3 separate regions of the Mus musculus genome follow, and all the other regions are linked to region 3. A link is a contact called in ENCODE Hi-C or POLR2A ChIA-PET data. All regions are on one chromosome and are shown on one strand. The core of a region is the stretch at or near the end of the contact, and the rest is flanking DNA. Distances in the headings are between cores, read along the strand shown.

The links. Hi-C counts contacts between places; a loop is a spot of excess contacts on that map. ChIA-PET counts read pairs that join two places held with the same protein, here RNA polymerase II (POLR2A).
Region 1: POLR2A ChIA-PET joins it to region 3 with 43 read pairs in embryonic stem cell. The contact joins the promoter of Msh2 here to the promoter of Msh6 in region 3. POLR2A ChIA-PET finds 5 or more read pairs at or near these places in 5 of 5 experiments (Patski and embryonic stem cell).
Region 2: POLR2A ChIA-PET joins it to region 3 with 19 read pairs in embryonic stem cell. The contact joins the enhancer-like site here to the promoter of Msh6 in region 3. A Hi-C loop is called at or near these places in 1 of 37 maps with a recorded cell type or tissue (left cerebral cortex). POLR2A ChIA-PET finds 5 or more read pairs at or near these places in 4 of 5 experiments (all embryonic stem cell).

What each region holds. Positions count from the first base shown.
Region 1 is chr17:87,671,160-87,673,859 of GRCm38, forward strand. Msh2 (mutS homolog 2) reads left to right here and starts at 1,373. Exons shown (of 16, transcript NM_008628.3): 1 at 1,373-1,647. The coding sequence starts at 1,437.
Region 2 is chr17:87,600,652-87,603,351 of GRCm38, forward strand. Gm46609 (predicted gene, 46609) reads right to left here. Exons shown (of 3, transcript NR_169183.1): 3 at 1,632-2,355. Among named protein-coding and RNA genes, the nearest start is that of Gm46609, 12 kb to the right of the region's middle. Within about 2 kb of position 1,440, at least 1 of the 3 ENCODE cell types and tissues checked has a DNase peak (open chromatin) inside an H3K27ac peak, as active enhancers do.
Region 3 is chr17:87,973,790-87,976,489 of GRCm38, forward strand. Msh6 (mutS homolog 6) reads left to right here and starts at 1,261. Exons shown (of 10, transcript NM_010830.2): 1 at 1,261-1,616. The coding sequence starts at 1,360.

The DNA of each region.
Region 1 (2,700 bases), core at 123-2,622, 300 kb before region 3:
CTTTAGGGGACTACAATTAGCTCAAGATAATTTGGCTCAGGGCTTGCAATATTTCAGCTCCCTACAATCACATCTTAATCAGTTAATTAGCCCTTAAGAATGTTTATAACCCTGCAGTTTTTCCTGTCGGTTTACACCTCTTAGTCTCCATCTTTCTGTGTGTTTGTTTATCTACTTCTAAAACAGTGTGCAGTCTGCATCCATTCACTAGCACGGAAGAAAAACCAGATGCAACCTCTCTACCTCCCCCGCCTCCACCCTTTTCTTTATTGAGACAGGGTCTTGCTACACAGAAATCCAAAGCAGGATGTTTATTTATTTAGAACTCCAAAGCAGGTTATTTATTTATTTATTTATTTATTTAGGATGCAGTCTCTGGTAGCCCAAATTGACCTCCAGCTGCGTAGCCAAGGATAATACTGTACTGTGTTTCTTGCCAGACCCACTTTTAACTTTTGGCCCTTCTGACCTCCTGAGAGCTGGGGTTTCAAGTGTGTGTCACCCTACTCGTTTCCACATTTAATATATATATTTTTTCTTTAAATTAATAAGTGTCTGCACCTGACCTCCTCCACCCACACCGAGGATCTGGAGTTACCAGTTATGATGAGCTACACTAGTGATGGGGACTGAACTCAAGGTAGGCGACTATGAAAACATTAGGAAGTTAGGAAACTGCTGAGCCCCCAATCTGTCCTTTATTTGTTTATTTATTTATTTATTTATTTACCAGACAAGGTGCTGAGCCCCCATCTGTCCTTTATTTATTTATTTACCAGACAAGGTTTCTCTGTGTAGTCCTGACTTCCCTGGAACTCGATTGGTAGACCTGGCTGGCCTCAGAGGCCCCCCCGAGTGCTTGGATTAAGGGCATGCGCCACCACGCTCGGCTTGCCAAGTGTCTATTGGATGAATTCGTCAACCGATGGGCGAAATGCAAAACTGGGTCAGCAAGAGGTTGTGCAGAATATACCTGAAATTTTACCTATGGCAGTTTGCACTGCAAGTGTATAACGCACACTCAAGGCTGGGTGGGGGAAAAAAGATAGTTCTTTGTTTACAAGTTCTTTGTGATTTCACTCTTACGTTTCCGGTCACTTGATAAAACAAATTCCTAGCTGACCCCGCCTAGCACACCTACCCACCCACCAGGCGGACTTGAAAGCGCAGCCTCTGGAAGGCCTGCAAGGCTGCAGAAGTCGGACGCATGCGCAGTAGCTAGAGTCCTAGAGTTCGCGGGAAGCTGGGACCTTGCTCGCTTATGATTGGCTACTGCGGTAGACTCCCACCCACCGGGGCGCAGCGCTGCATGGTGATTGGGCGAGCCCACAGAGGCCGGACGAGGTTTAGGGGGCGAGGTTGGGGAGGCGGGAAACGACGCGGCCAGCGCAGGGTCGCTCTGTGCTCTAGTGGTGTTGGTGTGGAGCGGCTCGGAAATGGCGGTGCAGCCTAAGGAGACGCTGCAGTTGGAAGGCGCGGCCGAGGCGGGCTTCGTGCGCTTCTTTGAGGGCATGCCGGAGAAGCCGAGCACCACGGTGCGCCTCTTCGACCGCGGCGACTTTTACACGGCGCACGGAGAGGACGCGCTGCTGGCGGCCCGCGAGGTGTTCAAGACCCAGGGCGTGATCAAGTACATGGGGCCGGCAGGTGAGGGCAGCCGCGGCGGCGGGGCCCGGGCCGGCTCGGGGCCGCGTTGCCGGAAACCTGGGCGCATGCAGCGGTGGGGCTGCGGCGGAGCGCCCCGCCCGAGAGCTGCCTCCCCGGGCCACGCGTTTAGCATCTTGTTTTGGTTCGCTTCCGCACAGTGCGCTGGGCGGCTGCACACCGCCGAGTCCAGGCTGTCCTCGGACGCCTCGAGTTCCAGCCTCCCAAGTTGATAGGATTAGAGTCTTGTGTCACCGTGGGTACCTCCAAATCAATAACAGCCCGCAGCCTAGGAGCGAGGAGTGGAGGGCGTTTTGAGAGCTTCCTTTAAGACACCCTCATTTGCCAATAGGCTGTGTTTTGTTTTGTTTTTTTTAAACCGTCTCGCTTGAGAACCTGGGATGGACCATTGCTGAAGGGCAGTATCGCCAAGTGGTCAGGACCTAGGATATGCCCTGGAGCTGAACTGCCCGGATTTCAGTTGTGGATCCCCTACTGTTTGCTGAGTGCGGTTGAGCTAGTTGGAAAGCTGTGCTTAGCTAGCTAGCTAGCTAGCTTTCTTTCTTTCTTTCTTTCTTTCTTTTTTTTTTCTGCCACCTTGGCTCTCACCACTCAGCATCATCTCTCCCTAAAAGGCTTCAGAACTCATTTGTGGCCTAGGAAGATTAATTTGATCACCATAATAACCTCTCCCCCACCCACCCCCGTTGCTTTTTCTTTCAATTACATTGAATGTCCATTATATCATACTTTGGAGTTGTGAGTTCTAATTTTTTTTTTTTTTTTGGTTTTTCGAGACAGGGCTTCTCTGTTATAGCTCTGGCTATCCTAGAACTCACTCTGTAGACCAGGCTGGCCTCGAACTCAGAAATCCACCTGCCTTCCAAGTGCTGGGATTAAAGACGTGCGCTACCACCGCCCAGCATGAGTTCTAATTCTTTATGCTGTTATATGCAAATGGATGTTACAGACATCGTATTTCTGCCTGGTCTGTGCTAGGTAATAGTCTGCTGCCTTCACAACCAGTTGAATTTGTTTTTGTTAGACAGCTATTCT
Region 2 (2,700 bases), core at 190-2,689, 370 kb before region 3:
TCTTAATGCTCCATGGCCCAACCTTTAACTGCTGAGGCATCTCTGGGCTTTGTTTGAGTTTTAAGACAGAGTTTCCTCTGTTTAGCCCTGGCTGCCCTGGAACTTGCTCTGTTGACCAGGCTGACCTTGAATTCCTGAGTTTTGGGAATAAAGGTGTGTCTTAAATTTTTTAAAAAAGATTTATTTCTTTGTTTTATGTATGTGTGCTCTATCTGCATATAAATGCCTGCATGCCAGAAGAGGGCATCATATCCCTGGAAATGAAATTATAGATGGTCATGTGGATATTGGAAATCTAACCCAGATCCTCTACAAAGAGCAGCCAGTCCTCTTAACTATCAAGCCATCTCTCTAGACCCACCTACCTTCATTCTCGTGAATTGGAACTATACAGCTGAAACCAGTATAAATTTTATCAGTGTCTCTAAAATGCTTGGTTAGCAGGGCATGGTGGTGCACACCTGTAATCCTAGCATTCAGGATGCTGAGGCAGGAGGACTGCTGGAACTTTGAGAACAGTTTGGGCCACATATCAAGACACCATCTTTTATTCTTTAAAAAAAAAAAAAAAAAGCCTAGACATTGGGCTGGGGCTAAGAGTGGCTTTCAGAGGTCCTGAGTTCAATTTCCAGCAACCACATGGTGGCTCACAAACATTTGTAATGGCACATGTACACACACACACAAATTAAAATAAAAAGGCAATAAATATGTTTGGTGACTTTTTTTTTTTTTTTTCGAGACAGGGTTTCTCTGTGTAGCTCTGGCTGTCCCGGAACTCGCTTTGTAGACCAGGCTGGCCTCGAACTCAGAAATCTGCCTGCCTCTGCCTCCCAAGTGCTGGGATTAAAGGCATGCGCCACCACCGCCCGGCTTTTGGTGGCTTTTGTTAATACTCTAGCATAGCATCAGGCAACTTGAAGGTATCTTTTTTGAGATATTTGACCATCCAAGTGCAGCTACATAAATTCTAATCTCTGCTGGGCCCTATCTACAGAAACTGGCACTGCTTTGCTTAGCAACTGTAGGGAAATCTCCTTTGGAGAGATTCTAGGAGTGGTAGGGAACAAGACAATGGAGACTCTCACCACGCCCTGGAGGCCGCAGCCTCACCGGAGAGAACTGCAGAAGATTGCCCGGGAACCTGGAATCCAGGAGGTGGGTGGAGCTGGCAGCCATTGTTCTTTGAACATTCAAGGCCCTGGAACCTAATTTGCTAAACTAGAGCTCAAGACATAGATATCCCTGTTTAAATTCAAAGCCAAAAGACACCCAGAGGTTTTTTGTTGTTGTTGTTGTTGTTTTTTTTTTTTTTTTTTTTTTTTTTTGAGAGTCTTATCCTGTTTCTTAAGCGATGTTCCCGCCATAGGCTTCCTAGGTAGGGGGTCAGAGTCCCCCACCCCTCACCCCCGTGCCTTTCAGCCGCTATACCGCAACATGGCCAGCAGGAGGCAGCACTACATATCAGAAAGGCAGAGAACTACCAACGTAAAAAAATAAGAAGAATTGAAGCCTTTGGAGCAGCTCTCTGGTTTCATAATGTTGTCTGGGGAGGGGGGAGGGGGCGGCTTTGCTTTCTTCTGCTGCCTAAATCTGGGAAACCTAAAGCCAGTTGGGAATAATTCTGCTGCTTTTTGTGATAGAGGAAGCTGATTTATTCCCTCATGCGCATGGGCATGAGCAAAACATGACCACCGTACAAGAAGGGCATGCGCGCGTGTGCTCGAGCCCCCCCCCCCCCCAACACACACACACTTCCTCTTCCTCTGTCTAGAGTTTCTCTTCCCGAGCCACTTTAAATTTGCTCTGTAACGCAAGTCTTGGCTCCCTGTTAAAGGAATGCTAGGGATCAGTGAGTAGGGTAGGGAAAACGTTATTTTCAGGAAATGCCCAACCATCCCAACATACCTACGGTCAATCCTACTTTGAAGGCAGGTCAAGCCAGTATCTGATTTCTGAGTTCCTGATCCAGAAAGACAAGCAGCTCTAACTGCAGGCCCAGTCTCCCTGCCTGGATCCCCCCACCGTGGAATCTCACCGAGCTCCCACTCTTCTCAGTACTAACTGTAGAGACTTTCCAGGCCTGTAGTCAGAGAGCTCGGGGTGACTGTCCAACATAAATGCCAAAGAAGTCCCTGTGCGGGATGCTGTCTTTGCCCTGCCCCAATGGGCATGTCCAAGCTACTGTTTGGAGACTTCGAGTTCACCAGGCCCTCCCTCTGCCCTTTGAACCTTCCTGGAGCCTGTGGCTTTTCTCTGGTTCTTGGATGGTTAAAGGGGCATTTCCATTCCGCCTGCTTTCCTCACCGTTGGCCTCTGTGTCTCAGGTGGCAGGGTGTGGTCCCAGCTAGAGGCCTAAATGAAAAGGAAAGACAAAGAAGAAAAAGAAAAAGAAAAGGAAAAAAGAAAAAAAAAATCCCATTCATCATTCATGACGATCCCACAAATGAATGTGACCATTCACATTTTAACAAGGGGAGCCCCCACACCCCAAGGCATTGAACTGTACATGTACAGTGGACTCCAGCTTTTAGAGACTAAATCAGCTAGTATCTATCTACCCAGAGGGCAGCTGTGGTAGGCTGGCCGGCTGTGGTAGGGCAGCCCTCCGCCAACCACCGTTTCCTTCTCAGCTCATGCAGTGACCTCACTCTCTGGTCTGTTCACAGGCTCTCCCACGAAGCCTTTGAGGTTCGTCAG
Region 3 (2,700 bases), core at 11-2,510:
TTTTTTTTTTTTTTTTTTTGTGACAGGGTTTCTCCGTGTAACAAACCCTGGCAAGTCTTGTAACTGTAGCCAGGGTTGTCCTTGACCTCAGAGATCCACCTGCTTCTGCCTGGAACAATGGGGTTAAAGGCACACACCTTCGCGCTCAGCTCCAATTTCTTGAATTTGAATAGGAGCTCCAATTTTCGAAAACGCCCTGTAATCAACCTGGCAGGAAGACATTCTGAGGAGAAACACTTGGCTCCCTTTGGCTATCAGGCAATTGAAATAATGGACTCCAAAGAATTGGAATTTCTCCAGGAATTTTTTGGTGGGAAGGGGTAAGACAAAGCTTCGAGTTAGTGTAGAGGAAGAACTTGGTTTCTGGAAAGAGATTTCTCAAGTATCTGAAGCTCGTTGAATCCCCATGTAGGACAGTCTGGAGCAGAGATTATGGTGGGTCAGACCACCTCTTACAAGACCATTCTGGTTCCCGTCGCCCGGTTTAAACCAAAACTTCACGTCAGTACCCCCAAAGATGAACTTCCGGGGGGGGGGGGCTGAACTTTATCTTCCTAATGTGGCCCTTTGAAAAAAAAATCTGTTTTTTTGCTATTTTCTCTATTATTCGACTACTGAGGATGAGTGGGAGTTTAGCTCGTTAGGGTTGCTAGGGCCCAAGCGTTGACGCTCAACATTACCTTAGCAATCTCAGTTTCTAAAATATAAAAAATTCTGCACACTTATGCTAAAGGGCTCAGATAAGACTGGACCTTAACTGCCCATCTCATATAGTAAGGCGTAAACTAGTTGAGGCAGTGACGGGCCAAGGAAAGTTTTGTGGGTAGCTGGTTTTGTGGATAGCTGTTCTTGCACTTGGCATTCACAAGTGCCGCTCTGTACAATGCTCTGCGAACGCACCGTACGTGGCAGACAGCAACAACCAATTTCTCAGCTCCTTTCAGTCCAACCGCAGGACCGCCCGCAGGGCCAGGTGTTTCCGCAGCGAGCTCGACGCGGCTTCTCGCAGGGTGCACCCCGCCGTTCCAGCAACCGCGCAAGCCACTTCCGTCTTCTTGGTGCATACTTGCCCGGGTAGCCACCGCGAGCTCCACTGCTTTGCAAAGGCTCAGTCTCAAGGCCCGCCAACCCGAGCTTGGGGGCTGGGCCCGCCCCGCCCCGCCCATCTACGCCAGGGCACGTCGCGGGCGGGGCCCCGCCCACCGCGCAGGCCGACACGCCTTCGGATTGGCCGCTGGGCTACGGATGCTCGGGTAGGACGCGCCTCCTCCCGACTTTCCCGCCAGCGGCGGCCGCGCGGTGGATGCGATCCTTGTAGGCGCTCGGAGCCGTGGCCCGGTCTGCCCGTCAGCCTTCATCATGTCCCGACAAAGCACCTTGTACAGCTTCTTCCCCAAGTCCCCGGCACTCGGCGACACCAAGAAGGCCGCGGCCGAGGCCTCACGCCAAGGTGCCGCTGCCTCTGGAGCCTCCGCTTCCCGCGGCGGGGATGCGGCCTGGAGCGAGGCTGAACCCGGGTCCCGGTCCGCGGCGGTATCCGCCTCGTCGCCGGAGGCAAAGGATCTCAACGGAGGGCTGCGGAGGGCCTCCTCCTCCGCGCAGGCCGTGCCTCCCAGGTAGCCGGCTCGGTCGGGGCTGCGGCGGCGCGCGGGTCTCCCGGAAGGAGGGGGAGGCTGCTCCGTGCCAGGCGGCGGGAGGAGGGGCGGCCTGCCGGCCCGGGAGAAGCGGGGCCGGTGCCCGGGACTCTCGGGGGACGCTGCGAGCAAGCGAGCGCACTCCCACTGTGGGGGTGGGGAGGCTCGGGAGGCTCGGGGACGGAGACACCCTCCCCCAAAGTGGCCGGAGCGGGAACGGTGGGTGTCCTGCTGCGATCCGCGGCCTGAGGGGGCGGGGCGGATCGGATCGGGCAGGGAGCTCCTCCGGGTGGCGAGCCTACGGTGGGAGGAAACTCGGGTTGCAGGTGGAAGTTTGTAGATAGTGAAAGCGGCGCTCCGGCTTGGGACGACAGTTTTTTTTAACCCACCTTTTCACAGGAGGGAAGAGTGCGGGAGATTTTTCGCAGTTAGTGGGTCTTCGGAGTATTGGGCAAGCCCTGGGCAAGAAGGTTTACTGGGGGAAACTTGCCTGGAGTTGTACTCGCACTTTGTAAATTTGGCTGTCGTTTGTAGGAACGACTAGAGACATTTATTTTATCTATTTATTTTCATTTTTTTTCGAGACAGAGTTTCTCTGTGTAGCCCTGGCTGTCCTGGAACTCAGACATCCACCTGCCTCTGCTGGGATTAAGAAGTGTGCAGCGACTTATTTAAAATGTAAAGAGTTCTTTCTGGAGTCCAGTACTCTGGAGTTTCAGCTTGGGCACCAGGAAGAGCTGGCGTATGCTCCTGGGGCAGAGAAAATGATTTTGGATCTCTAATTTCTTTCCTTCCCTTTGGCTATAAAGGACACAGTTCAGACACAGGTAAACACAGAGGTGTATTTTGCCTCCGTGTATGTATGTGTGCCCATGTGCATGCACGCTGCCTGAGAGAGGCCAGAGGAGGACCTCAGCCTCTGTAGTTAGAGATATTGTGAGCTACTGGGTGGGTGCAGGGAATCAAACCTGGTTCCTATGGAAGAATGCCAGTGCTCTTAACTGCTGAGCAGCTCTCCAGCCCCATTATTTCTATATTTTTTAAAATTACCTGTTAGTGTGTATAT